Linked DNA regions of Homo sapiens: region 2 is linked to region 1. The links are chromatin loops, found by intact Hi-C in ENCODE. Cell type or tissue: heart left ventricle. All regions are shown on one strand. Links, peaks and the distances in the headings refer to the core of each region. The heading gives the core; the rest is flanking DNA.

What was found. Hi-C counts contacts between places; a loop is a spot of excess contacts. Peaks named below come from ENCODE experiments on the same cell type or tissue, not always from the same donor. Only the 100,000 strongest peaks of a DNase experiment are listed, where the experiment ranks them.
Region 2: it touches region 1 in a loop (2.6-fold over the local background); 25 of 110 quality-filtered maps call a loop at or near these places.

Annotation. Positions count from the first base shown.
Region 1 is chr4:77,239,393-77,242,199 of GRCh38, reverse strand. No RefSeq gene overlaps it. Among named protein-coding and RNA genes, the nearest start is that of CCNG2, 84 kb to the right of the region's middle. In heart left ventricle, for the core only: a CTCF peak has its summit at 1,519 (motif pointing left); a DNase peak (open chromatin) is centred at 1,549.
Region 2 is chr4:77,432,519-77,435,325 of GRCh38, reverse strand. No RefSeq gene overlaps it. Among named protein-coding and RNA genes, the nearest start is that of CXCL13, 170 kb to the left of the region's middle. In heart left ventricle, for the core only: a CTCF peak has its summit at 1,729 (motif pointing right); a DNase peak (open chromatin) is centred at 857; H3K4me3 peaks cover 336 bases; H3K27ac peaks cover 1,217 bases.

The sequences.
Region 1 (2,807 bases), core at 280-2,779:
GCCTGCAAACCTTAAGCCGTCACATTCAGAAGATACAGAAGTAGCAAAGGTATTACTTGGAGACAAGGAGAGCCCTGTTGCCTATTCACCTATTCTTTTCTTCCTGTAACAAAGATAATGAACCCTATCTTGGGGCCATGTCCATATCTCCTCAAATTCCTTTTGCCATTTCTCTGTAATCCTCAACGTTGGATACCTGTGTCTTTAAGAGGCAGCATCTGCAGTTGTTCGAGCACCTCCCTTGAGTTACTGGACCTATTTTACATGCACACCAACAGCCAGAAGTGCCCAAGATTACCACCTCTTACCCCCCACTAGACCAGGACCACCAGTAATAAATGCTGTCATATTCTCACATATGAAAGCCCAGCTCAAGCAATGGTGTAACCTCCAGCGCTCCTCTGTGAGAGGCAAGGGGATTTTGTCTGTGATCACAGCCTTGCTTGACTTACCTATCCCCTTCTTACTCATCCTGCCTCCCCAACTCCTTCACTGATTTCTTAGAAATACGTTGGTATTTCTAAGATCTCTGGTCCTGAGGAGTTCGTTACAGTTACCATATAGTTGGCTTCATAATTCTTGACAACTAATGACACTTCCAGGGTTGAAAGTCGCCTTGATTTCAGTGTTTGGAAGAAACAGACTGAGGATTTTTTCCTTCAGGCTCCTGGCACCTTCCAGTGGCTGTCTATGTTCTACCAAACATCTCCTGAAGTCCCTCTCATTATCATGAACCAGAAGCTTCCATGGTGATAATCCTACCTATCTAAAGTCACCACCTGCACATCTAACAGTTGGCTAAACTTTTCTATCCAAGAGTCACTATGGAAATTGAAAATGCACTTAGAGGACCCTGTGGGTGCACGCCAGCAAGTTCAGCTGCATGAGGGACAGCTGAGATACAGATGAGCTGCATGCATCAGTTCAACCAGGCACACATCTCATGTTCACTAATTTGCCGTGCCTTGTCACTTATCCTCACGTTAAGAGGTTAGCATGATGCTTAACAGACCCAAGAAAACTATGTTACAAGGAAAACTATGCTGTAAACCATACTGATGGTGAAAGCATGGACACTAAAGCCTTATATTCATTCCTTCACTTGAATTTATGCATGAGAAACAGCGTTATCTTGGTTCTGGAAGAGGTACCTTGAAAGACATGCCGTCCTCCACTACTGTGGCAATCCACTCTAAGGTGTACACCATTCGCATATCGAGGAATTCACTGGCTTTTCTCTAGCACTTTGTCCTGCTTTACCCCTTTTTCTGTTTGCCATGGACGTCTGCTCATTCTGCTTTGTGTCATCTGCTTGGAGACCCATTTTCCATTTACATTAACCCATTCTTCAAAGCTCCCAGTTATCCCGAACTGTACACCCCAAGTGTCCCTCATAAGACCATTATAGTCAGTCACTGTTGGTTCTTGCTCTCTAAAAGCCCCTTAAGTTGCCCAGCCCAGGCTCCATCTGAAGGAGGTTGCTCAGGGAACACAGTTCTGTGATCGAGTACTGCCCTCTCCTGGCCAAAGCCCTGAACTCAGTCCCAGCGGGTCTGCCCCTCCAGTTCACCTGTGAGACTTGTCTGATTCTCCCCCAACCCACACCACGGCCCACCTGTACTGCCTGACACGAGGGAAGTACAGGACCTCTCACATCTAAGGCAAGGGAAACTGGAGAATCAGTTAACAGCGATGTCCTATGGACTCAGACCTCATACTACATTCCCTCAGAGGAAGCTCAAGTGTCACAGTCTACTTTCTCACTGTCCAAGAGTTGGTTCGTTTGAAATGTAGACATAAAATATAGGTCACAGAATGCACCGTTCTTGAACCTAATACCTGAGGCGGCTCACTGGATGCTTTCCTGTGGACACCCTACAGCCCACTGTAGCTGATGTGATTCTGAATGACGGAGGTTGTCTGATGCTATCTGCCTATGACTTAGATTTCTTTCCTCCAATGACACAGCAGTTCCCCACTCTGGACACAGATCAGCAATTGACCGAGGGGCTAGGGAGGCAGGCATACTATGTCCTCCAAGTGCACACCTCTTGTGAGCACTTAACCTTGGAATGCTAACCTATTAGGAACTTAACGAGATCAGCCTTCATGCTAAACTCGATACAGAGTCCTGAAAGGATATCAGACCTTTGATGTAACTTGTTGCTATAGATTTCTATCCCATCCTGTCACCACACTTTATCCAACAGGACTTCAGTTAAGGGTTTGCCACTTCAGATTTTCTGCCATCACCCCTCCACTGAAAAATGACAGCTGTCACTCAGTCTCATTACCTGATCCTCAGCATGAGGTCTGCCAACAGGCCTTGGCATTACCAATCACATCCCGCAATACCCAAGGGGCAGCTTATTTCCTTTAACTTTGCTGCTAAGACTCAGTTTTACTTCAAGAATTTCTTCATTATCAAGTAATCTCACAATATTTATTCAAAGGGCTCAGACACCAACAGCAGGTATCTTCCTGAGCCACAAACCTGGGCTCTGTAGGCATTTACAAGCCTGTGGCATCACTGAAACTGTGTTGGTATCAGGAAAGAGATCCCATTATTTCCCAAATGCTAGATGAAGACCATGTTTAAAGCATCTTGGCTGTACTCTGTGGCTGTGGCAGCCATGAAGATATGCCTCAGGCCATATACAGGAAAGTAACAAATCCAAGTGTTCCACCAAGAATTAAATTTGGTGGCAAAAGCAGCAGCTCAAGATTAGAATATGTATTGATGCCTGGGCAGTGACCAGTGCTTAAGCTACCTGGTCAGAGGCCTGGATAAAAAGACTGGAAAAATT
Region 2 (2,807 bases), core at 303-2,802, 190 kb before region 1:
CAGCTCTTAAACTTGAGTCATGACAATGATCAGCAGGCTCTCATGAATTTTGCTGCAGCAAGGTGTTGGTCAGAAGTTGGTAACATTCAATCCTTTCCAATTTGTCAGGTTCTCTGAAAAGCAGAGGCTGGGAGAAAGGTTTTGGAGTGAGAGGTTTCCTGGGGGTACTGCCTGTGAACAGTGAAGGGTGAACACAAGGTCAAGCCAGTGCATTAGTTTCCTCTTGCTGCCATAGCAAGTTACCACACTTACTGGCTTAAGACACTAGTTTATCATCTTATGGTTCTGGATGTCCGAAATAAACAGGTTTCTCTGAGCTTAAAAAGTCAAGGTCTTGGCGGCAGCCTGCGTTCCTCCTGAAAGTTCTAGGGGAAAATCCACCTACTCACTTTCCAGCTTCTAGGGGCTGCCTGTACCCCTTGGTTTGTGACCTTGAATCATTCTAACCTCTGCTTCCTCTCATTCTGACTGATTATCCTATCTCCTCTCCTTTTCAAGTACCCCTGTGATGCCATTAGACCCACCCAGATAATCCAGAATAATCTCATCTGAAAGTCTTCAACTTAATCACAGATGACAGTTCCTTTTACCATGTATAGAATACTCGCAAGTTCATGGGATTGGAATGAACATTTTGGGGGCATTATTCCACCCATCATAGTGAGGAAAGCCTTCAGGTGGCTGTGCAGATCTAAAGTGGGGAGGAGGACTAGGCATAGAGACTTCAGTTCTGAGGCCGATCTGACAAAGTCTCCACCAGTTAAAAATCAGCAGAGTCATGTATTTTGGCAGAAATAGTCTCTAATTATAACTACCAGACTCAGTCGTTGGCTGGAAGCTGCCCACGAAGACCATGACCTTGGCTTGAAAGCCCAAGTGGATCCGGAAGGACAGCTGGAGGCTTTCCACCATCTGCGCTCATAATAGCTGAATAAGAAGTTTTTCTATGAAGGGAGATCCATGTAGCATTTTCTATGGCCACATCTTTAGTGACTGCACGAATTGAAAGGTACATAGGGATAATAACAAACAATATGGAAGGACAATCCTATGCTAGATTTGTTACCTCTGTTCTTGGATGTGTTACCCAGCATGAGTATCAAAGGGGTTTTGCCTAAGAATCTACCCTACAGAAATAGGAGCACAGAGAAGCAAGGGTATGTTATGTTTCTTCACTGCATCATTTTTAATTGCCAAGGAGATGGACAACCTAAATGTCTGTCCGTAAGGCAAACACTAAGTTCCAGTTCATTCATACTATAGAATACTGTGCACATATTAGGAATGAGTGGATCTTTATTGATAAATTGCCAAGATACATCAAGTATAGATAGGAAATTGCATAAAAACATAAGTTATCAGCACTTTTGTGAAAGCTTGTTCTTCTACTTAAAGTATTTTTAAGTAATCTTTTAACAAGCAAGTGGGATGGAGAGGTGGGTAGTGAGAAAAGGACTTTGAATCTCAAGAGGAATATGTAAGACTTTCTACCAAAAAACTGCTTTTCTATTTCTAAACTTTTAAAAAGCAACAAACATTCTGATGGCTGCCATGAATGTTCACATTCTAAAGTTATTTTCAGCTAGGAAGTCAACTCCAAATAATGGAAAAATAGAAAACTATGATTTATCTGGTTGTACCCTTGGCATAATGCCTATTTTTCCATGAGACCTCAGCAGAATTGCCTGAGAATCATGAGGGGCGTTTCTTTAGCCGACATCACTGTGAATTTCCTTGTATCACCAGAAGAGGGCAAAGGTGGATAAATTATGGGACAGCTGACACTAAAGGCTCAGACTTACAGAAGTCACTTTCATTTTCCTCTGCAAGGCTGGAACTGCTGCTCTTGGCATTCTTGAACCTTAGAAGTGGTATCAGATATTAAGAGGGTGTATCATGCAAGGTTTAACCAGAGAAACAGAACCAGGAGATACATATTAATACATGTTGAGATTCATTGCAAGGACTTGTTTTATGCAATTGTGGAAGTTGGCAAGGCAAGCCCATTATCCACAGATAGGGAAGGCTTTCAGGAGGAACAGGCAGGAACTCAGGGGCTGCTGAAACTTCTGACCACAGCAGAATGTCTTCATTAGGGAAGCCTCAGCTCTGTTCAGTCCTTTCAAATGATTGGATTAGGCCCATAAACTTTTCTGGGAGAATATCCCTTACACTTCAAGTCAACTAATTGTGAAGTTTAATCATACCTACATGACACTTCTAAAGCAACACCTACATTAGTGTTTTTAGAACTGGGGACAGTGGTCTGGCAACGTAGGCATATCAAAAAATCATTACAGTCTACCCTTATCAACTTGGCACCCTTAGGCCTCACATTAAGACACAGTTAATCTCCAAATAGATAGTCAATTCTGCCTAATATAATACAGCTGTCCCGTGTACAACTGAAAACACAGTAACCCTTTCCCCAAAAGAGGGCGCAAGTTTACTTGGGTACAGTTTACTCTTCTTTAATATGTGATAGCTTGAATACTACCATAACAAATACTAGGTCAACTAGTATTAACATTTATATTAGACTGTAAGAAGATGAGACACAAATAGTTACTCTATATGCAAACATTCCTAACAAATATTTGTAACTGTCAGTGTCTTTGTTTCTACAACTAGTCAGATGGTCAGAGCTAGTATTTATAACCACCTTCTGCCAACCCCCCCTTCCATATTTCCTTTACCTCCAGTAAGTACTTCAGCAGGCTGTGGTTCTTTGCCGTATTGGGTAACCCAACCTTTCATTCCTGAAAGGTGTGGACCATTAGCAATCCCTTCTGAATGGAGTGGGTATG